Regions from separate parts of the Mus musculus genome. Here all the other regions are linked to region 1. A link is a loop called in an ENCODE intact Hi-C map of the cell type or tissue named here. Cell type or tissue: left cerebral cortex. All regions are shown on one strand. Region 1 has its middle 83 kb from the start of Gng4. Region 2 holds the start of Gng4 (guanine nucleotide binding protein (G protein), gamma 4). Region 3 overlaps Lyst (lysosomal trafficking regulator).

What was found. Hi-C counts contacts between places; a loop is a spot of excess contacts. Peaks named below come from ENCODE experiments on the same cell type or tissue, not always from the same donor. Only the 100,000 strongest peaks of a DNase experiment are listed, where the experiment ranks them.
Region 2: a loop joins it to region 1, with 2.3 times the contacts of the local background. A loop is called at or near these places in 3 of 42 quality-filtered maps.
Region 3: a loop joins it to region 1, with 2.6 times the contacts of the local background. A loop is called at or near these places in 3 of 42 quality-filtered maps.

The regions. Positions count from the first base shown.
Region 1 is chr13:13,863,670-13,871,669 of GRCm38, reverse strand. No RefSeq gene overlaps it. Among named protein-coding and RNA genes, the nearest start is that of Gng4, 83 kb to the right of the region's middle. In left cerebral cortex, a CTCF peak has its summit at 3,533 (motif pointing right); a DNase peak (open chromatin) is centred at 3,552.
Region 2 is chr13:13,782,696-13,790,695 of GRCm38, reverse strand. It overlaps Gng4 (guanine nucleotide binding protein (G protein), gamma 4), which reads right to left and starts at 6,389. Exons shown (of 4, transcript NM_010317.3): 1 at 6,053-6,389. In left cerebral cortex, a CTCF peak has its summit at 4,934 (motif pointing left); DNase peaks (open chromatin) are centred at 5,276, 6,477 and 6,658; H3K4me3 peaks cover 2,031 bases; H3K27ac peaks cover 963 bases.
Region 3 is chr13:13,771,950-13,779,949 of GRCm38, reverse strand. Lyst (lysosomal trafficking regulator) reads right to left here. Exons shown (of 53, transcript NM_010748.2): 51 at 4,324-4,480; 52 at 3,865-3,936; 53 at 2,510-2,909. The coding sequence ends at 2,771. Among named protein-coding and RNA genes, the nearest start is that of Gng4, 8.4 kb to the left of the region's middle. In left cerebral cortex, no CTCF peak of the experiment used is centred here; a DNase peak (open chromatin) is centred at 3,619.

The sequences.
Region 1 (8,000 bases):
CAGTGGGAAAAAAGACAGCATTTTCAAGAAATGGTGCTGGCTCAACTGGCAGTTAGCATGTAGAAGAATGCAGATTGACACATTCTTATCTCCTTGTACAAAGCTCAAGTCTAAGCGGATCAAGGACCCCCACATAAAACCAGGTACACTGAAACAAATAGAAAAAGAAAGTGGGGAAGAGCCTCGAAGATATGGGCATACGGGAAATTTTCCTGAACAGAACACCAATGGCTTATGCTCTAAGATCAAGGGTCAACAAATGGGACCTCATAAAATTGAAAAGCTTCTGTAAGTCAAAGGACACTGTCAATAGGACAAAACAACAACCAACAGATTGGGGAAAAATCTTTACCAATCCTACATCCTATAGAAGGCTAATATCCAATATATACAAAGAACTCAAGAAGTTAGACTCCAGAGAACCAAATAACCATATTAAAAACGGGGTACAGAGTTAAACAAAGAATTCAGCCCCTGCCTTCTAGAGTTACTGAGTTTACTATGAAATACAGAGTTTAGCAAGGCAGGCAAGTACACTCCTGGGTCTGAGAGCATGCTAGGTCAGCTCTCAGGATGGGGGCAGAAAAAAACAAAACAGAAAAAGAGATGGGGTGGGGGAAGACTGATCACGAAATCAATATCTTTGCAGGGTGGGGTTGGGCATAGTTGGAAAGGGGTTTCCTTTGGAGGTGATTAAAATAGAACTTTTTTATTAAAAATAAAAATGTGGTTAAATGTAGCCAAATTGTGAAGATTGCTAAAGAGAATGCAGTTCAGAGAGAGTATGGAGCCCAGAGCTTGGGACACTCTAGACCACAGTCTCCCATCTCCCATAAACCAGCCACCCAGCACCTCCTTCCCTTGTTTGTTTGTTAGTTTAATTCCAAGTTAATAATTGTAATTACTTTTTCCTATTCATTTATTTAGTTGGGGCAGGGGACTCTCTACATAGCCCTGGAAATCACTATTTAGATCAGACCTGCCTCCAATTCACAGCATTCATCTGCCTCTGTTTCCTTCCTGAGTGATGGCATTAAAGGCATATATGGCCACAAGTGGTTTCATTATTTCTTTAACCCCAGAAAGTTTTTTTTGTTTTGTTTTGTTTTCTTTTGGTCTCTGATTTTAATTTCTTTTTCTGTTACTTTATTGTATGTTTAGTTCAAGTTCAAGTTGTGTGTGTGTGTTTCCCTGGAAGGTGTATACGTCTTTCTCTTTCTAATTCCTTGTTCTGACACTCCATTGCTCATGGACCTAACAAAGATGGAAGGCGACATGTGGATGGCAGCCATCTTGTCTGCTGACTGACCTCACCAAAATGGAGGTGGCCAGCCATCATGTGACCTACTGTTCTAGGTCACTTCTGTTTCTCCCTTTCTTTCCCAGCCTCTAGAAGAAGAGAACTTAATTAAACCCAGTGCAGAATGGTGAGAAGGCATGGAAAAGCCACCAGCAGCCACACCCACATGTTTTTCTCTTGCTTTTTCTCCATTACTTTTAAATGCCAGATGAATTGATCATTTTAAATGTTTTGGCTGGTTTGTTGGTTGATTTTGTTTTGTTTTTCAGGAGGTATGGTGGCCTAGTGCCTATGCAAGCCCAGGCACAAGAAATAAATCAGTAAAGATCTCTGAAACACAAACCTGGCGTGGGTCCTAGCTTGGCCATAGAAACACACACACACACACACACACACACACACACACACACACACACAAGTATTAATTTACAAGCAGCTACACCCTCATGTATCGGGAAAGCAGGACATGAAACAGTTTCCACAACATTTTTTGTTGTTGTTGTTGGTGGTGGTGGTAGTGGTGGTGGTTAGGGTTGCTTGTTTATTTCTAAGTATCTCTGGGAAGTATGCTTTCTTAGATCTGTATATCCTAGACTAACACACACACACACACACACATACACACACAAAGGGGTTGGAAGGACATGAATTTTAGGAAAAAGAAATACTTACTGGCTAGCATTCCATCTTTCTGAACTTTAGGGCTGGAGAGAGAGAGAGAGACAGAGAGACAGAGAGAGACAGAGACAAAAATAATTGTTTTCAGCACACAAGTCTAGAATTGGAGAGCTGGATTGAGGGCTCAAAGGTTAAGAGCACTGGCTGTTCTTCCATAGGTTCTGAGTTCATTCCCAGCAACCACATGGTGGCTCATAACTATCTATATTGAGGTAAGTAATAATATCTATAATAATCCTCTGGCCTGAAGGCATACATGCAGCTAGACTGTTGTACATATAATAAATAAATCTTTTTTAATAGGTTTTGTTTTGTTTTGTTTTGTTTTTTTTATTAATTATATGTAAGTACACTGTAGCTGTCTTCAGACGCACCTGAAGAGGACATCAGATCTCATTACGGGTGGTTGTGAGCCACCATGTGGTTGCTGGGATTTGAACTTCAGACCTTCGGAAGAGCCGTCGGGTGCTCTTACCCACTGAGCCATCTCACCAGCCCTAAATAAATCTTTTTAAAAAAAGAATTAATTAGAAAAAAATTAAAGAAATCAAACACAAGCCCACTAGACAGCAAGTAACAGCACTCACAGCTGAAATATAACACACACACACACACACACACACACACACACACACACACACAGAGAGAGAGAGAGAGAGAGAGAGAGAGAGAGAGAGAGAGAGAGAGAGAGAGAGAGGGATATGAATCTTAGGAAAAAGAGATATTGCTGTGTTAACATTCCACCTTTCTGAACTTCAGGGCTGGAGAGACAAACACACACAGAGAGGGGGACAGGGACAGAGACAGAGAGGACAGAAAGACAGAGGACAGACATACACAAAATGAGAGACAGAGTGACAGAAAGAGAAAGACAGATAGAGGGAGACAAACACCCTCCAGTAAATTAAAATGAAAACACACCATCACACAAAGGAAGGAAGGAAGGAAGGAAGGAAGGAAGGAAGGAAGGAAGGAAGGAAGGAAGGAAGGAAGGAAAGAAGGAAGAAAGAAAGGAAGGACAAAGATGATTTAATTATCTTCATTACACAGGTCAAGAATTATAAAAAAAATTTAAAGAAATCAAACACAAGCCCACTAGACAGCAAGTAACAGCACTCACAGCTGAAATATAAGACACAGACACACACACACACACACACACACACACACACACACACACACACACACACACAGAGACACACACACAAACTTTGTCATGAAATCCAACATGCCTTCATGATCAAAATTCTATAGTCAATAGGACTAGAAGAAACATATGTCTGTAGAATAAAAGCCAGAACCTTTTCTACTTTGTTTTATTTTGCCTCAAGATAGAGTTTCTCTTGGTGTGGCCCCAGCAGCCTTGCAACTTGCTCTGTAGGCTTGGGTAACCTCAAACTCACAGAGGTCTGCTCTGCCTGCCTCTGCCACCCACACAGCTGGACAAAAGCTAGAATCTTTTTTTTCTTCTAATCTGTTTGTTTGTTTGTTTGTTTGTTTTCCAATGTATACGTGTGTTCTATCTGCTCTGTTGCCTATATGCCTGCATGCCAGAAGAGGGCACCAGAACCTAGGAGGACCCACCACATGGCTCCTGAGAATGGAGGTCTTTCCCCTCTGTACGCCTCAGCTTTGGAGAGAGTCCGAGCTTGTACACAACCTTCTTATTGTTTTACCCAAGCCAAGATGGAAGATGCAGAGATCTCTTGGATAACATTCTCCACAAAGTCTTCCATGAATTCAGTCTGTCTTCCAATTCAAGCCTGGATGTAGCTGATGTTTTTTGGGGCAGAGATGAAAGGAATGTTCTGCATAGGTGGTTTAATGAACACAGAAGACTAGAATAAAGGTCTTTGGTCAGCTTAAAAAAAAAAAAAGTAAATTCTAATCATATAGAGGGTAGATATCTGCCCGGCTCTTCTAGTGTTGTTTAAAGCCAATAAAACTAATAAACTAATAAAAAACTGCGTTTTTTTTTTTTTTCAAAAACAGAATAATCAAGGTGGGGTAAGGAGCCCCATTTGGGAGTAAACATTTCTACAACATAACTGTGTGTTGTTTTCCTTCACATAAGCAGGGTTGGGGGTAGGGTTCCTCAGACATAAGTCTGAAAGAGTACAATGAATCATTTGGGAAGGGCAGTGGTAGGGTGGAGGTGGGGGGATGGGGCAGACTCCAGACAGAGAAAATTTTCTCTGAGTCCTGGAGTGCAGCCTGTCTCTCTCTCTGCCCTGTAGGGACTGTTAGATGAAAGGTATGCACTTCCACGCCCAGCTTCCCATTTCTCTCTTGTACCCCTGGAAGGTATTACACCTGCAAGTCTGTTTCTACTTCTTTGTTCTGTCACTTGGTTGCACATTGACCTCACTAAGATGGCACTAACATGTGGATGGCAGCCATCTTGTCTCCTGACTGACCTCACCAAGATGGAGGTGGCCAGCCATCATGTGACCTACTGTTCCAGGTCACTTCTGTTTCTCCCTTTCTTTCCCAGCCTCTAGGAGATCAGAACTTAATCAAACCCAGTGCAGAATGGTGAGGAGGCACAGAAAAGCCACCAGCAGCTTCAGCCACATGCTTTTTTCCTTGCTTTTTGTCTAATTCTTTTAAGTGTCAGAGGAATCAAACATTTTTTTGTTATTTTTTAAATTAAAATGCATAATAAAAGATAAATATAATCAGTCATCCTGGAATTTCTTCTGTATGCCAAGCACACTTAGTTAGCCAGTCAAAACAGGTAAAAATTTATATCAACATAAATATCACTCACTAAGAAACACTGAAGAAAAAAGAAAATAAGAAAGAAAGAGAGAGAGAGAGAGAGAAGGAGGGAGAGAGGGAGGGAGGGAGGAAGGAAAGAAGGAAGGAAAGAAGGAAGGAAGGAAGGAAGGAAGGGGAAAGAGAAAGAGAGAGAGAGAGAGAGAGAGAGAGAGAGAGAGAGAGAGAGAGAAAGAAAATCAGGCAGACTTTTTTGTTTATTCAAGATGTAATTTTACTCTGAGTAGCCCTGATAGGCAGACAAACTTGTTTGGTCTGTCTGTTGGTTGATTTTGTTTTGTTTTCTTTTTCAGGAAGTGAGGTGGCTTATTGCTTACACAAGCCCAAGCACAAGGAATAAATAAGTAAAGATCTCTGATACACAAATCTGGGGTGGGTCCTAGTGTGGCCATGGAAACACACACACACACACACACACACACACAGAGAGAGAGAGAGAGGGGGGGGGTGGGGACAGAGAGAAACAAACACAGAAAGAGTCAAAGAGAGACGCAAAGAGAAAGAAAGGCAGACGTAACAGGAAAAGAAATTAAAAACTAACAGAAAACAATAACCTTCCTTGTTTAGAGAAATAAGGAAACAGGGTGTCATCCTGAGTGAGGTAACCCCAGTCACAAAAGAGAACACATGGTATGCACTCACTGATAAGGGGATATTAGCCCAGAAACGTAGAACACCCAAGATACAATTTGCAAAACACATGAAACTCAAGAAGGAAGACCAAAGCGTGGATACTTCGTTCCTTCTTAGAATGGGGAACAAAATGCCCATGGATGAAGTTACAGAGACAAAGTTTGGAACAGATCCTGAAGGAATGACCATCCAGATACACCCTTTAGATAGAAACTTTTAACAATTAAAGAAAAACCTTCTTGTCTTTCCTACTATAGTCATTTCCTCTTAAATGTCATTTTTTTTAAACTTGGGCTTATCAGTTTGACTTGGAGATAATCTGGTGAATTCTTAAGCAAACACAATATTAGATTAATTCTCTTTTTCTACCAACCATTTATATAATGTCAGACATTAATATGTTTCTTAAACCGTTTACAATATTTCTAAAGACAATATATATTATGCTACAGGATGATGTTCCATAAGCAAAAAAGCACACTGAGCTAGAACATTGTAAAATTATGCTGAATATTTATACTGATTATAGTTGAAAATGAATTTGGTTACACCAAGCATTCTGGTTGGCTAGTTCATTGTTTAGCTGTGTGTATTAACTCAATAAACTCAATCAAATGTCATGACAAAAAAATGTGCATGCCTGTGTGTTACTCTATGTGATAATTACCAGAAGCATGTTTTCTTCAGTGTTCCCAGATATAGTGAGCTTAAAATAGGCGTTAAATGTATGTTTTTAAGAAGGGTATATAGCCCAAGCCCTAACCCAAATCCTAACCCTAACCCTAGTCCTAGTCCTAGTCCCAATTTTAGCCATAGCCCTAGTCCTAACCCTAAACCAAACCTATACCTACCCTTAGTCCTATCCTAAAACCTAACCCTAACCCTAACTCTATCCTATACCTTTCCCTGTTCTTAACCCAAGTCATAACTCTAACCCTAGCACTATTTATAACTGTAACCCCTGAAACTAACCCTAGCCTTATCCATAGCCCTAGACCTATCTCTATCCCTAGTCCAAGTCCTAGCCCTAGCACAAACCCTAACCCTAACCCTCGCCCTAGCCCTAACCCAAAACCCTAAACATAGGCTGATCTATTGCCCTAGTCCTGGTTCTAGTCCTAGCCCTAGCCCTAACCCTAAATCACCTAACACTAAAACTAACCCTAACAGTTACCCTAACCCTAGCAATAGACCTAGGCCTAGCCATAGCACTACCCCAAACCCTAACCCTAACCCTGGCCCTGGGCCTGGCCCTGGTGCTGGCACTGGAACTAGCCCAAAGCCTAACCCTAACCCTATCCTTAGCCCTAGCCCTAACCTAAAACCTAACCCTAACCATAACCCTAATCTGAACTCTAACAATAACCGAAACCTAAACCAATCCCTAACACTAGCCCTAGCCCAAGCCCTAGGTAGGCCTAGCCCTAGCTCTAACCCTAACCCTAACCATAATCCTAACGTGGGACCCTAACCCTCCCCTTATTCTCTATCATTACCCCATCCCTAGACCTAACCATAGCCATGGCCGGTACCCTGTGAATGCTTGGGTGTTACTCTCTACGCAAATATCCAGAAGAGCATTGCGTAGTGATCCCTCTAAACATGGTAGGCAGTAAACAGTAAACGTGTGTGTTTAAGAAGACAACAAGACTGTTTCTCACAATAGACGTCATCTTCAAACCATCAGTACACTCTGCTTTGTAGTTGCTTTCTGTACGGAACAGGAACTAGTAAGTTTTACTTTCCTGTCTGTATTTTCAGAGAAAACAGTACAATTTGATATACCTGAAAGAAAAGTTCTTTATATTAGATGCCACAGCTTACAATGTTCATGGCTGAGTGTTATTCTCTGGGGTAATAATCAGAAGGGTTTTTCATTTAGTGTTCCTATATACCCTTAACTTTAAACATCTTAGGCAAGTGAACATGTATTTTTAAGAAGAAAACGACAACATTTCGTTTTCAAAACACATTCAATACACCCTGCTTTGGAATTGCTTTCTTTAGGGAATGGGAGCCCAGAACATTTTACTTTCCAGTATTTTCACAGAACATTTCACAGAACACAATACATTAATTACAGCTGAAAGGATAGTACTTTAACATAGATGCTACACAAAAGACAGTCCAATGAGCACGCCTGTGTCTTAGTGTTCCGACTTAGCTTTAAAGATGGGAGGTGGTAAGCGCATGTTTTTAAGGAAACAATGAGGAAGTGTCTCACAATAGAGGTCCTCTTCAAAACTCACTCAGCAAACTCTACTTTGGAATTGCTTTATTTTCTTAATGGGAACACTGTATGTCTTTACTTTCCTGCATTTTCAGTGACATTTCACAGGAACTCGTCTAACTTGTGATAGCTGAAAGACTCGTCCTTTAACACAGATGCTACAGAAAACAGTACAATGCGCATGAGTGTGTGTTACTCTCTGTGCTAATAACCAGAAGAATGTTGTTTGGTGTTCCCAAGTACAGTTAGATTTAAATATCTTAGGCGGTAAACCTGTGTTTTAAAGAAGATAGCAAGAATGTTTCTCAAAACAAACATCAACTTCAAACCACGTTCAGGACGCTCTACTTGGAATTGCTCTACATTGGTAAGAGAACACAG
Region 2 (8,000 bases), 81 kb after region 1:
CCAAGATGTTCACCATGCTTCCTGCCATGACCCTGGGTTTCTCTTGGTACCTGGTATCTGGCTGTCTAGAATCACTGGACCCTACATCCTAGTCTGGACTAGGATTCACATCTGAATATAAAGTTCCCACAGGCTAATGTGCGGAGGTCTTCGTGACACACTATTGTGGGAGGTAGGGTCTCGTTGCAGGCAGTGGATCACAGAGGACACGCCTTTGAAGGGCACACATTACTCTCAGTCCCTTCCTGGTTTTCCTCTCTGGGGTAAGTGGCTTGCCCCCCACCTTCTTGCTGTTGTGCCTCACCACAGGCCTGTGGCAATGGAGCCACCTTGGACTGAACCCTCTGGAACCTAGAGCCAAGTAAATCCTCTTGTTCATGCCAGGTTTCTGTCATAGAGACAGAAAACCAGCACAGCGGAGCTTCTGCAGATCCCCAGTACAGAGGGTTTGTTTCAGAGTAAGAGAAGCTATGTCCTATGTGTAGCATGGCTCCTCCTCCAGCCTGCTCTGCCCTTTCTGGCAACCCATTCCTTGTCCCATTTTTCTTGCACCTATGATGTCTCAAGAAGCTCATTTATTGTTGAAATGACTTGAGTTTTTAAAAATGATTTATTTTTATTTTTATTTTATGTGCATCTGGAGTTTTACCCGCTGGTGTGACTGTTGGGTCTCCTGGAACTGTTGAGAGCCACCATGTTGTGTGTTGGGAATTGAACCTGAGTCCTCCGGAAGAGCAGCCAGTGCTCTTAACTGCTGAGCCATCTTTCCAGCCTGACTTTTGAGTTTCTTGCTTCTTATTGGTGATGTCAAGACTAGGCAGACAGGGAGTTAGCTGTGAGGGAACCCAGGACAGGGCAGCTGAACCTTAGTAGCTAGCTGTGTCTCCAAATGTTTAGAACACCCATCTATGGTGGCCCTCAGTATCACATACTTCTTCAGTTGAGTTTAACCTGAAGAGGAGATGTGCTTCCCTCTAGCATCCTGGAGGCTGAAGCTAGATTCTTCCCTCTGTATCAGAAACTAGGACAACAGGGCACTTTCCCAATTCTCACATGAATACGAGCAAAGGGTCTGTACTCTCAGGAGACCTTGGCTTTATTATAATATCATTTGCAGAGTGGTTTTTGACACCCTTTGAGAGCTCATTAGGAGGTTCTATCACGGATTGTGGCTGCCTTTGACCTAAACATAGTTCTCCTCTATGGTGGAAGGTCATCTACCTATACCTGGGAAGGCTGTCTTCTCCAACCAACTAAGCACAGAACTTGAGGAGGGATGAGCGTGGAGCCATGAGGGAGGAAGGATACATACACACCTTGCCAGCCAGATTAGCCAAATCAACCACACAGCCTTGACTCCCTTTGTGGGCTTTTCAAGAAGATTATGGGAAGAAATACCCTACAGGACCACCACTCTACAATACAGGATCCAGTGGGCTGTTCCACCCACCTGGGTTAGCCTGCTTCACTCTTTCTTTGGAGTGTGCTATTATTATTATTTTTTTCTTTGATAAGATACACTTCTGCTTAAACTATCTGTTTTTATCTGCTGAATTCTTTCCTTTGAGAAATCTTCACCCAATTATGTGAGAACAATACACTGCCCCCCCCACCAAGTGTACATCCATTAGGCAGGAGCCCTGTGCTTCCCTCTACTGCCTACATCTTCTTTTCTGCTGTATCATCCCTGGCTTGGATAAAGTACAGTAAGAAAACCCAACTGAGCTGTACAGATTGAGGGAGGGGGAGCCAGACTTAAGACACCACACAGCAACTACATGTGTACCCATGATGGTAGGAGAAAGTTGAACCCTAGGAATCTGGAATGCCAGGATAGAGGCTGGGCATGCTTACTGGGCTGTACATTGAGTGTGTACAGAAAGGTCCTAAAAGAGACAGAGAAGACAAAGGCAGGAAGAGAGGCAAGGCGTGACATGCTGAACTGCCACAGAGGAGGACGTGGTAGGGGCATGAAGAAGAAGTATGTGATACTGAGGGAGTCCTGTTCATAAATCTACACCTTCCCCTGCCCAGAGAGAGTTCAGAGGACTCTATCATTCCTTTGTTTCTCTTGAGGTCACTAAAGGCATCGAATTCTCCACTCACAACTCTCCATTGCTCTTCTCAGACACAGTGCACCTCCATCCTTGCCCTGGAGGGTCAGAGAGCCTATCAGTCTACTACAGCACACTCTTGCCCTCAAATTCCACCAAGCATGCCTACTGGACTTGGCTGTATTTGCTTGGCTGCAGGTTGCCTCTTCTAGACAGACTATAACAGGTGGAGCACTGGGTAAGTACCCATAGGTATGTACATCATGGGGCTAAAAGACAAGCTAGCTGTGTACAGGGAGGAACGGATTTCCCCAAGATAGCTGACTAGGACTGAACATGATCAACTCACTTCCCCTTAGCACACCACGGGATATGGGCTGCAGAAAAGACCGCTGTAAGTTTCCACCCAGCATATGACCTGCAGGTGATCTAAGACAGTGAAAATGGTTTCTCAATCTGGCTGGAAAGACCCTATACTAGACACAAACAATGGGCAAGTCCAACTGTCCACACAGATAAGAAAAGGATGTGTTAGCTCCAGATGCCTGGAGTTTGAGAATCCTGGACTGCCGCAAACCCTTACCAGTAGTGGGTTAGCAGAAATGCACACTTCTCTTTTAGTGGTGTAATAGTCACAATGGGGGCATGTGGCCCCCTGCAGAGTGATCCATGCTGTGCTACAAACAGGGGCTGGCCATGCCAGTGCTCACATACGCTCACATGTGCTCTGCCTCCCGGAGCCTGGCCCCACACGGGGCATAATCAACCCCTCCGTGAATTTGGTCCTCACCTGCCCAAGAGCTTCTGGTGACAGTGGGACCACTGTCAACCCAGTTGTGCTTTCTCTGTGGATCCATCATCCTTCCTTTCCTGTTTTGTAAGCCTGAGTCTCCTGTTTGGACAACTTGGAGGGGTTGAAGAAAAGGCCTCCAGGTTGAGTCTCAGACACAACACCAGGAGGAACCAATGGGAAGGAGAAGGACACAAAAGCGTGGTGAGGGGCAGCTAACAGCTCAAGGGCACTGTATGCGCGTGTGCTGAGAAGCAGTCCCTTAGACCTCAAAGGACAATGAGAGTGTTTCTCCTATCTCTAGGGACCTCTTCACAACCTCAGTACACATCCCAAGAGGGACAGCTGACCCAACCTCTCAGAGGGAACTCTGAGGAGAAAGAAGGACATCTCCTAAACTTTGGGAGGAGCCACATCCAGCCTCAGTTACTCACTCTTCCCCTCCATGTGGCTCGGTCATGTCACTTGTCATCTCTGCATACTTTCACTGAAGTCCCCACCATCCACCGAGGGCACTGCCACAACACTTTCCAACTATGATGCTTTGCAAAACCCCAACCCAGCAAGTGTCACATGAGGATCAACTGAGGCTATTCCCATCATGTGCCCAGTAAGACCTGCGATTCAGCCCTGGGCCTGCTCACCTGGGCTCTGCCCTGCCTACCTCCGATAGGCCCAGCCTTTGTGGATCTGCCTGTAGACACCCCGAGACCTCAAGGGCACATGATTTACTGTGTCTCCACTACTACTTATGTGTCCTCACCCCTCGAGGGCAGCAAGGCCCACCTACAGTAAGCAACACACAGTCCCATCTGCCAGCAACTGCAGCAGCTGCTGCCACAATGGCTCCGTAGCTCAGTGCACCAATCTCTTTGTGCATGTCCCCATCTTTCCACATGAATCTTTCAGGAGCTTTTCTCGCCTCTGTTTTGTTCCCTGTGTGGACACTCCATTTGTGTCTTCCCCTCTGGTTTCTTGAAAGGCCTTGGCTTATTCTTAGTTTTTAGGTAGCCACTTAAAGCCTTCCAGTAGCATGGTCCTACTTTGACACTTATGTGGTTTCTCTGACTTTCAGTGGAAATCTATGTGATATCCAGTGTTGATGTTTTTGGAGAATTTAAGATGTTTTGGTGTTTGGTCTAAGAAAAATGAATGAATAACTGTGACCTGAAGACTTAAAGTCTCAGAGCTTGAATTTGTCTAAAGGCAATAAAGATGTTGCAAAGGAGAAAAAAAAAAGGAAATTATCAGATTGGATAGCAGAATGTAGATTTTTTTTTTTTAAATCCGACATTAGGCCGGGCAGTGATGGCAAACACCTTCAGTCCCAGCACTTGGGAGGCAGAGGCAGGCGGATTTCTGAATTCGAGGACAGCCAGGACTACACAGAAAAAAAATATCAGACATTGCTTCAAATTTCCCCCAAAGGCACTCCCAATACACCCTGCCAAGACACCCCCCATCCCCCCACCCCCTGTCGAGCAGACAAAGTGAGACAAAGTCAGGAAGGTGGCAGTGGGATCTGGCAGTACTGCTGGGCTGCATCCCTGGCAGGTGCTGAGTGTGACTGTGCCCTGGGTGGAAGCAAACACAGCCACTCTCCGTCCCAGGTGTCCAGGGACCCTGAGACAGGCCAGAGGCAAGGGCCCTGTGCCATCTAAAAATCCACAATTATGAAGAGCGATGGAGATTTGGGAGCTTTGGGGATGGCCATTCTTCAGATTCTAGGGAATGAACAAGGGAAATCTCCCCTATGGGTACTTTCTCACAGACTACCATGAAAAGGGGGGATGGCAGCTAGTCAGACAGGCATAAACTAGTCAGGATGGCCCTTCCTTCCCTGTGCAGTTCCCTGCCCCAAAATTCCCTCCATTGCTTCCTCCATGGGTTTTATTAGGAGGGGAAAGGACTGGGGCCTAACGGTTGCAGGTTCCATAGCTCTGAGCCCGAGAGTCCCTTGGCTAGCAACGCACCCCAGCAGGTTCTGCATTTTCATCGCCACCTCTCAGCAGGCCGGAGAAATCCAGAAACCCCAAGTACAGTTTACAAGCACCTTGTGTCTTGTTTCTCAGGACTGAAAGCACCAGGTCTTCCCCATCCCACCCCCAAGTGGCCAATACCAGGTTAACAGGACCAGAGGAGGAGGTGGCTGCCTTCCTCCTTGCAAGCCAACAAGAGGAAAAGGGCGGTGGTGCCCCAGTAATGAAGAACCAGGCAGCCTGCACGCAGCCCAAGAGCCTAGCTGCAGCCTTGGGGGCCATCACACCTCGCTTTGGAGCAGACGGCAGGAGTGACGCTTTTTCACCGGAACCCTAGCACGGTCTCGCAGACTTGCTCTGGCTGAAACGCCGGCCTGTCTGCTGCCAGCCTTTTACAGACCCCGGAGGCCTGGGAAGCGAGGACGGGATTTATCTATCACTGGATCAAACTTTCACATTTGCAAGTACCCTCGCTCACATCTTAGCTCAAAATACACGACAAGAAGCAGACTAGTCTAAATGAAGGAGCCTTTTGCAGCCATAACTGGCATCTTGCCTCATTATTTCCCAGGAGACTAAAAATTAAAGCAAAGCTCGCTCTCCCAAAGCTATGCCCCGTGAGCTCAGCAGCGCGTTTCAGCACCTGCTTCGGGGACAGTCGCCATCGAGAGGGAGGGCACAAACTCGCCCAGGTCACCGTGCTCTTCCCTCTCTACCCCAGGCAGTTGTCCTGGCGTCGGGAAAGCAGAGAGCGTCTGCGAACCCCTGCCAAAACACTGCTCCAAACAAAATTATCAGTGGCCATGCCATCCATCTCCTGTGATCTTCTGCATGGTGGGGGGTGGGACGAGGGGGCGTCCTTTATGATCATGGCCAGCCATAAGGGACCTCTACGCCCCACTGATGAAGAAGAGTCCCATGAGGGCCTCGGCCCTCCTCGACCCCGGGGGATTCGGCTGTGTCCCCCGAGACTCGGGCTACCTGTGGACATTAGGGAGGCTTAGGCTGGAGGCGCCCCGCGGCCGTGCACCAAGCGGCCGCCACCACAACGAACCACAGGTCTTTGTGAAGCGTGCTGAGGCACCTCCAGGGAAGACCCAGGAGCTAGAATATCTCTTCAGTTCTGAGACTTTTAGATTTCGCCCAGGGTCTCTCGGAGCTGTCGGGGCCCGGACCGAGGTTCCCCGACGAGGCGCCGCGCCCTCCCGGGGGCCTCGGGCGCCACTTACCGCAGCCGGCGCGCAGCCGGCGCTGCTCAGACGCGGGCTGGGTCCCCGGCGCGGCGCTCGACGGGGTTGGCCAGGCCAAGCGGCATCGCTCGCCCCGGGCTCAGTGAAAGCGCGCCCCGCGTCGCCACCCGCGGGGTCCCGGACCACAGAAGACCCTGCGCGTCTGGGGAGAAAAGGGGGCGCGGCACGGAGCACAAGCCACAGCAAAGCCACCCGCAAGCGGGACCTCGGGTCTGCGCAGTGGGCCCACTGGGTGCAAGACGGTGACCCCCCAACCCTCGCCTGCTGCGCCACGCTGGCCGCACCCACTCCTTCGCAGCAGGTCTCCTCCCGCGCCGGGAGGGGCCGGGAAATCCCGCCCGCCGCCGCCGACGTCACTGGTGCGTCACTGGGGCTCCCACTCCGGGCTCCGCGCGCCCCAAATCCCGGGCCTCACCCAAACCCGCCCTCCCGGGGAGTGCGCAGCCTTGGAGGGTTTATGGCTCGAGGCAGATCCCCAAGTGCAGAGTGGGGACGGCCAGCTCAGGGTACTTCACCTGGGGACACCTAGGGTGCCTCACGCCGAGGAAGGTGGGCGCTGTTAGCGCAGATGCTGAACATCTGGAAATGCGCACCAATCTTACGCAGACGTCGCTAAGCAACGCGGGCAAGACCGCCACCCGGCCAGGCTTGGCAGAACAGCTGCCTCCCAGCCAGTCACAAGGGTGTGAGTGGACAGCAAGGAACTGCTGCCACGGGGAATCCTGGCGACTCCCAACGGTGAGATGGTCATGGCCTGCCAAGCCTCGTCCTAATGGAACTGTGTTTTGTGAGTCTCATTGTAAACCGATGAATTACCAAACTCCTCTTCCTTGAGACGCAGCTTCAGCCACGTCTGTTTTTCAACTCAGGAAATAATACAAAGCCCTCTGAAGACAGAAGCAGAGAAAACATTTCAGGCAGTAAATGCATAAAGAAGGAGGAAACCGTATTACTTCTGTCTGAACACCACTGACAGATTTCTTGAAAATCTTCCTTCCTCCTGTTCACCTTCCCTAACTATCCCTGCAGAAAGTGACACTACACAGGGTGCCTTAGATTTTCGCATATCTATCTGACATGCCTCACAGTACCGTGGACAGAGGTGCACTTAGGCTGCTGAGTGAAACTGCCCAGAGAGGCTGGAAAGACGCAGTGGGGTGGGAAATCACACTGATTGTCTTCACAGTTCCCAGGAGTCCCTTTAGGCCTCAGAATTAAATGACGTCGCAATGATTTAGCCAGTAATATTCACAAGGCAGAGGCTGAGATCCTATAGTCACTACTGTTGAAAATTCAAGCAGCACACAATCGTGTCCACTATTTTTCCTCTTGGATTCACGTCTCCCCTGCAAGCCCTGGCTCGGTTGTACACTCTTTCCACAAACCAGCTGCAGGAAAGTTGACCTTAGGTTTCCTCTCACCAGAATTCTAACGAGTTGTGCCAACTGTTCAACTGCATGGCACTTCAATAGATAAACTCTCCGGTAGACTGGGTGGCTACTGGGACTCCTCCATTTCTCCCAGGCCCCTTCTTGTCAGACCAATATTCAGTCTCTAGGGCTCTGGAGGGAGTTGTATCCTTTTGGGCAGCCTCCTATACAAAGACCCTACCCTCTTCCAGGAGCAGCCCTTCTGGGGGCCAAACGAGTAACACATCGGACCTCTGGGACACATTAAATATCCTAAGTATATCATGATTAAGGATAATTAAAAGCAACGGAGTTGATTCAGTGTTGAGTACAAGGGTAGAGGGGCAGCCGACTCAAAGAGACCAATTGCTTCTGGTACGGCAGACAATAATATCTAAATAAGAAATTATCAGTAAATCTAAATGTAGCTGTGATAACCTCTGATAGGACATATGTGTTCAATTCATATGTGTCAGTCTCAAATTTATTTAACAAGTGGCTCTTGTCAAGATACATAT
Region 3 (8,000 bases), 92 kb after region 1:
GTTTCTCCATCACAGGTATCTGCCCAGAGTTCCCTCCTGGGAAGCTGGCCTCAAATCCAATGAGAAGGTAGTTGGTTGAGTCTGTCAGTCATGTTCTTAAGGCACCAGTGGGCACAAGCTGGCTGGCATGTTGATGGTGTAGCATGTAGGATCCACCATCAACCAGGAGCATTGGTGACAATTTTCCCCCAGCAACTGCATAGCACCTTCTGGCACCATGAGAACTAGTCAGCAGAGAGAATGCTTCAAGCCTAGTTCCAGCTTGGATTTTCTACATTCTGCAAAGGATGTCATGTCTCTGGCAGTGGCACCTTACCACTCAGTTTTGTTGGGCAGGCAACAATAGTGGCTCTAATGTTTAGAGGGTTATGGGTCTCATTGGCCAAAATCTAACGGGGAAGTATTCTATTCCTACCACTGAGATTTGTGTTCAGTAACTCTAAGGTTTCTTGGACTGTCCTTGCAGGGTGTGTATATGTGGAGGGGAGGGAGGGAGGAAAAGAAGGTGGGAGGGGGAGGGAGACCCTGTGGCAGCTTCCACACAGGTGACACCTGATTTGGAGCCCTTGCTGACAGGCTTTGGCCTATTAGTGATTCAGCTATTCTCCAGCCTACACTGAATTCCTGTGGCCACACTAATGAATCCAGCAGTCTTGGGGTGCCCGAGGGCAGATGGCCTGTACTTTAGTAAGGGCATCTGCTTCTTGGCTTCTGGGAAGACTCAATGGACTGTGGATTCTTACACAGAGCACTACTGACTCTGATCTCTGCTGAATTCTGTGTTTCTTCCCACATCTGCTGTCCTGACTAAGCTGTGATAAAGCCCAACTGTAGGTGCAGACTGTCATAGGCCCTGTCTCATGAGCTATTACTATTCATGGTGCTCTTAATCTAATCCATTGGCTATTGTTTCCTTCTCTCTAGCCACATGGTATCTGTGCTTATCTGCATGGCTGCAGCCATACAGTCTCATCTTGAGTCCTGACTTGTACCAGCAGTGAACTATGGCTTGTTGTTGTTCCATTCCTTGAGAAGAACATTGGTCCTAGCACAACCAGTGATTAGTAACAGGACTTCCAGATACACCTTGTTCTGCAACAGCCATGGACTGAGATCTCGTCATCATTCACAAGTCATTTATACAGGTTTAAGTCTATTTTTAGCAAGTTTATTTCCAAACTGAAGTGGCAGTGTGTAAAAGGTAACAGCATGTGATGACTTCCAGGAATGTGTGCTATAACATGCATGTTACAGAGCGTTTCCAACATATACATATTAGGTCTCATGCTCAATAAATAATCCCCCCCATGGAATTTTTAAATTTTTACATAAAAATAGAATATTGCACGCTTAACAAGACCAGATATTTTGCATATTTTCCTCTTTAGATAAATGATGAAACTTGGCCCTTAAAAAAGCCAAGACTGCATAGCATTCCTATTCTAATAGGAGACTAACTTGAGGTTCTCAGTAAAAAAAAAAATGAAAGCTAGACAATAGCTGAATTTTTAAAAACAAATCAGTCACTTCAACGTGAGTAGGAGTAATGTTGTCTCTGTTCTGAAGTGGACTTTAGGAGTGACAGGTGGCCCGTGTCAATGGGACCTAATGCTCTCCCTGTGCCTGTCTCCACAGCAGAGACTCTGGAATTGCATCTCGTGGATATAAGCAGAATGTTTTACAAAGTCTGGAAGTTACAAAAGTAGTTCTGTAAACATAATATGAATTAGATTTCCATAACAAATGCACAAGTCAATTATAGGCAGCAACACATGCTTCTCCCCCACGGTGATATAGTTCTGAGCCTACACAATAGTTTTCAAAGCCATCAAAGCAGCACCTTGAGTAAGAGCCCAGTAGTCCCAGAGTTCCAGAGCGGGGCTGCTGTCACATGCCACAGTGCCTGCCCCAGGAGTCTCAGAGCGTAGCTTAGTAGGAACACGTAACTTACTCTGCCTCTGTCTGCACACTCGCTTTCCTTCCTTCACACTTTCCTAGCTGCTGTGCCTCCATCACACTGCTTACACTGTAGGTGCTGTGTGGAGCTTCCCAGTGCAGACAGTTCAGAGCCCTGTCAGACGGACTGTTACGGCAGGTGCTAAAAGACTTACCATTATATTTGAAAGTCACTGAGCCAAGGGCGCTGATACCTAGTGTTATGGACTTTAAGTAGAAGCCTATGAGGAGCTAGGATGTGAAGGAAGCAACAGTCCCTGAAGCTCGTGCCCCTGGCTCTCCTTTGGGCAGAGAGGACAACAGCAAAGCCGGCCGAGAGTGACGCAGCAGCAGAGCTCACGTTCTGTTCAGAGGTTCCGGATATATTGGGTGCAGAGGCTCCTACTAAGAACTTGCTTTCTGAATCCTGAAAAGTCCTATTTTCTGTTTCCTTTTATTGGGTGTGCTGAGTATAGGGGACATGCTTTTAAAATATAATGTTTAGTATTTTAGATAAATAATTAGCCAATTTAAGTTCTGCTCTTTCTTTTTGAAAACGGAGGAGAACAGAGACCCTGATCTTTGATTCAGCCTAACCTTTTGGGAAAAAGCATCAAGATTCTGACTTTAATTGGCTAGTGTGTGCAGACCCAGCCTTCCACGCCATTATGGAATGAGGGCAGGGCTTTACTCTCAGGCCCACGGAGGCTGGGGAAGCGCGCACAGAGGCACGTGTGTTGTCTTTCCTGGATATCTGCTCAGTCATCTGCTTCTGCAGTTGGTGGAGCCAGGCTCGCAGAGCGGTGCTTATGTCCTGTGGGGACACTCCTTCTCTTCATCCAGCTGCGTAGCTGCTGAGGAAAGAGTAGAACATGGGCAGCTTCACACGCTGCTGGTCCTTCCGGCACCATGCGATCACTGTCCCCTCACTGTTGGCAGTGTACAAATGGTGGCCATCACAGGAGAATGTCAGGCTGTGAAAAAGCAAACCCATTGGTACATATCAGTTCTTAACGCATAGACTGTGATGCTGCAACTAAGGTATTTCCACTCCAGAGAATCATAAACGAAAAGACGGCCAGCAGACTGTCTGTGCTGCCTGATGCTAACACAGTCACCCCCCACCCCCAAACAAGGCTCAGGCTCAGTTTAACTAGAATAAAACTGGGGCCCCAGAGCTCAGGTCCCTGGGTGGGAGAAACATCACAAAGAGATCACAGTATTACATTTTGCCTTTAAAAATCAAATGACATCTGTGTTTTTATTCATTTGGACAGAGTCATTCTATGTATTTCCAGAAACTTGCTCTGTAGACCAGGCTGGCCTAGAACACAGATCCACCTGCCTCTGCATCCCAGCTGCTGGATTAAAGGCGTGTGCCACCACACCCAGGCCTTAAGTGGCGTTTATTTTAAAGATATATTTTGCTTCTTTGGAGGAAAAAGGTAAAGCAATGTATAATGTAATTAATAGATAACTTAGATTCATTAAATTTTAATTTCAGTACAATCAAAATAAATTTATTTTAATTTAGTTTGAATATTATAACTACTAGTTGGGTTTTAAAGGCAAGTCTGTAAGCTGAGTTAAGGGTGACTGCTGTTTGTTCTGTCAAGCACATCCCTGTGGCAGCCAGTCACATGACTGTCACTGCAGAGGTGGAAGTGGAAACAACAGTTTCTATGGTCCCTGAGGCTTCCTGGCACTGAGCCAGCTGTCTTTCCACTAGACATTAGATACCAGACACTTAGTTCCACACAAGACTGTGCTGGCTTGTTGCTGGTAACAGGTCATTTGTTGCATGGTTAGAGGGTAGCTTTTCATGAAGCCTTCACACCTGCATTCTTTGGGTCTATAAGCTTTAATGTCAGAAAAAAATAGAACTACACATTTTTTTAATGAAGAATAAAAGGTAGAGGTAGATCTTACCTTATGATGGGCTTATTTGATTTGGGAAATGTAATCTCTCTCACAGGCTTCAAGTCCCATGTGCTCCATAGCCTGGAAGGAAGAGAAGCCATTATTCAATTATGCAAATTAAAACCACACACACACACACACACACACACACACACACACACACACACACACACACAGTTTGCTGAGTTGCCAGGATAACCTACTGCAAAGAGCAGCATTGCCTTTGGGAAGTCTGCAGGCATTGTAGGTGGGAAAGGGAAGTCTGCCTACTTTCATATGGTTACTATTTTATAGTAAATACTTCCAAGCTGCACTAGCTTTACTGTAAAAATACAACAGGAAAAAAGACCTACATCCAAAGTGACTCTAAATCTCTAAATACTATATTTTAATATGTGTAGACATTAAAATTCATTTCTCAAACTGCAGTGAGCCAGGACCGGGAGGAAGAGTCAAGTCCTCCCTTACCTTACAATGCCATTTTCTAATCCCCCAGCAATGACGTTGATGGAGACTCCCTCAGGCTGGTTGGAGAAAGCTACAGAACAAATGATCTCTCTGCAGTGGACATGTCCAACGAGGTCCCCATTCACGGTCCAGAGTCTCAGGTCACTGCCCCCGCCAGCTGAAACATCAAATCATACCACAGATCACCATAAGTCCCTGGGGCATCTGTAAGGACCGCCCTTGCTTGCTCATTGACACAGCTCAGAGGAACCCCTGGTTACAATGACTCCGAATGACCACATAGGGAGTGGTGCAGGCTTACGGATTTGGTCCTCTGTGCACAGTGATCACTGATGAAGTGAATTAGGAGGGAGGGACATGAATCAGGAATCTCCGTATGATTACATTTCTGTGTATGAACTGGCAATCTTAATTGTGTTTGAAAATACTGAGAATATGATTCTTTAAAAGACAGAAAAACATTCTGTGGAAGCCTCAGGAGGAAGCTACTTGAGGGAGCCGGGGAGATGGCTCAGTGAGTCAAACGCTTGTTGTGCAAGAGTAAGGCCCGGAGTCCAGATCCCAGCAACTACATAAAAGCCATGTGTGGTGGTTCATGCATGGCACCCAGTGCTGGGGCAAACCCAGGCAGAGTCTTGGGGACTGCTGGCGAATGGGTCTGGGTGAAATGGTGAGCTCCAGTGGGGAAAACTTACAGGTCCTCTCTCAGAAAATAAGACGAGAGTAATAAAAATATTCCAAGCCAACCCCTGGCCTCCACACACACAAGACGTGCGAGCAGTCCCCCATCCTCAGGACAGAATTGGCTTAAGCCGAGTATGGTGGCATACAGCTGCAATTCAAGCACTCAGGAGGCAGGAGGATCATGCGTGTCTGGTCAGTTTGGGCTGCATATAGAGACCCTACTTTATAAAAAAAAAAAAAGGTGACTTATGCGACTTTTAAGAGAGGCAGAAATAGATGAAATAAAAATGGTATGTATTTAAAAAACAATTTTTAAAAATCCCCATTCCTCGGAATATCTAGCATAGGATTTTTATTTACTAAAGCTGAATTAAACAAAGTTTTTCTTTTCAAAGCCTAGAGAGTGAGGGGCTTGGGAGATGGCTCAGTGGGTAAAGTGCTTGAAATACAAGCATGAGAAGATGAGTCCAGATCCCCAGATCTGTGCTACAGTTCACACTGTCAACTTGACACCCAGCCTGGTACACCTGAGAGGAACCCTCTAGATTAAGTTTAACCTCTGAGAACGTCTGTGAGAATTGATTAGTAAGTTCTATTACTATGGGAAGACACTTAATTGTGCGCAGACCCCAGTCCCTGAGATGGGATCGGAGAAGGCCAGTTGAACACCAGCTTTGTGTGTGTTAGCTCTGCTGCTCACCGCTACTGTTCACGTTTCTGCTGCCTTGACTTCTCTCCAACAACAGACTTAACTGGAATTGAGCCAAATAAGCCTTTCTGCTTTAGGTTGCTTTACTCTGGTGTTTCATGTTAGTAACAGGTAATGAAACTAAGACTATGTAAAGCTAGATACAATTGCTTTTAACACTACTGTGTTCCCATGGTAAGATAGAAGGTAGAGATAGAACCCCTTGAAGTTTGTAGGCCAGTCAGCCTGGCGTACCACAGCAGTGAACAACAAAAGAGGCACTCTTGATAGTAAGGCTTTATTGCTGAAGAAAACACCTACACAATTCATTGAACATAGAAAAGTTGAGCTGGGAACTTGAGACTGCGGTACATAGGGAAGCAGGCTACCCGGGCCTGATCTGGGGCACAAGTCCCTTCCGCTCGACTCGAGACTCGACCCCCGGGCTACCTTGCCAGCAGAGTCTTGCCCAACACCCGCAAGGGCCCACACGGGACTCCCCACGGGACCCTAAGACCTCTGGTGAGTGGAACACAGCGTCTGCCCCAATCCAATCGCGCGGAACTTGAGACTGCGGTACATAGGGAAGCAGGCTACCCGGGCCTGATCTGGGGCACAAGTCCCTTCCGCTCGACTCGAGACTCGACCCCCGGGCTACCTTGCCAGCAGAGTCTTGCCCAACACCCGCAAGGGCCCACACGGGACTCCCCACGGGACCCTAAGACCTCTGGTGAGTGGAACACAGCGCCTGCCCCAATCCAATCGCGCGGAACTTGAGACTGCGGTACATAGGGAAGCAGGCTACCCGGGATTGATCTGGGGCACAAACCCCTTCCACTCCACTCGAGCCCCGGGCTACCTTGCCAGCTGAGTCGCCTGACACCCGCAAGGGCCCACACAGGATTCCACACGTGATCCTAAGACCTCTAGTGAGTGGAACACAACTTCTGCCAGGAGTCTGGTTTGAATACCAGATATTTGGGTACCTGCCTTGCAAGAAGAGAGCTTGCCTGCAGAGAATACTCTGCCCACTGAAACTAAGGAGAGTGCTACCCTCCAGGTCTGCTCATAGAGGCTAACAGAGTCACCTGAAGAACAAGCTCTTAACAGTGACAACTAAAACAGCTAGCTTCAGAGATTACCAGATGGCGAAAGGCAAACGTAAGAATCCTACTAACAGAAATCAAGACCACTCACCATCATCAGAACGCAGCACTCCCACCCCACCTAGTCCTGGGCACCCCAACACAACCGAAAATCTAGACCCAGATTTAAAAACATTTTTCATGATGATGATAGAGGACATCAAGAAGGACTTTCATAAGTCACTTAAAGAATTACAGGAGAGCACTGCTAAAGAGTTACAGGCCCTTAAAGAAAAGCAGGAAAACACAGCCAAACAGGTAGAAATCATTAAAGAAAAACAGGAAAACACATCCAAACAGGTGATGGAAATGAACAAAACCATACTAGAACTAAAAGGGGAAGTAGACACAATAAAGAAAACCCAAAGCGAGGCAACGCTGGAGATAGAAACCCTAGGAAAGAGATCTGGAACCATAGATGCAAGCATCAGCAACAGAATACAAGAAATGGAAGAGAGAATCTCAGGTGCAGAAGATTCCATAGAGAACATCGACACAACAGTCAAAGAAAATACAAAATGCAAAAGGATCCTAACTCAAAACATCCAGGTAATCCAGGACACAATGAGAAGACCAAACCTACGGATAATAGGAATTGATGAGAATGAAGATTTTCAACTTAAAGGGCCAGCTAATATCTTCAACAAAATAATAGAAGAAAACTTCCCAAACCTAAAGAATGACAAACTATTTCACAAAATAGAAGTAGAAGGTACTCTATCCAACTCATTTTATGAAGCCACTATTACTCTGATACCTAAACCACAGAAAGATCCAACAAAGATAGAGAACTTCAGACCAATTTCTCTTATGAATATCGATGCAAAAATCCTCAATAAAATTCTCGCTAACCGAATCCAAGAACACATTAAAGCAATCATCCATCCTGACCAAGTAGGTTTTATTCCAGGGATGCAGGGATGGTTTAATATACGAAAATCCATCAATGTAATCCATTATATAAACAAACTCAAAGACAAAAACCACATGATCATCTCGTTAGATGCAGAAAAAGCATTTGACAAGATCCAACACCCATTCATGATAAAAGTTTTGGAAAGATCAGGAATTCAAGGCCCATACCTAAACATGATAAAAGCAATCTACAGCAAACCAGTAGCCAACATCAAAGTAAATGGAGAGAAGCTGGAAGCAATCCC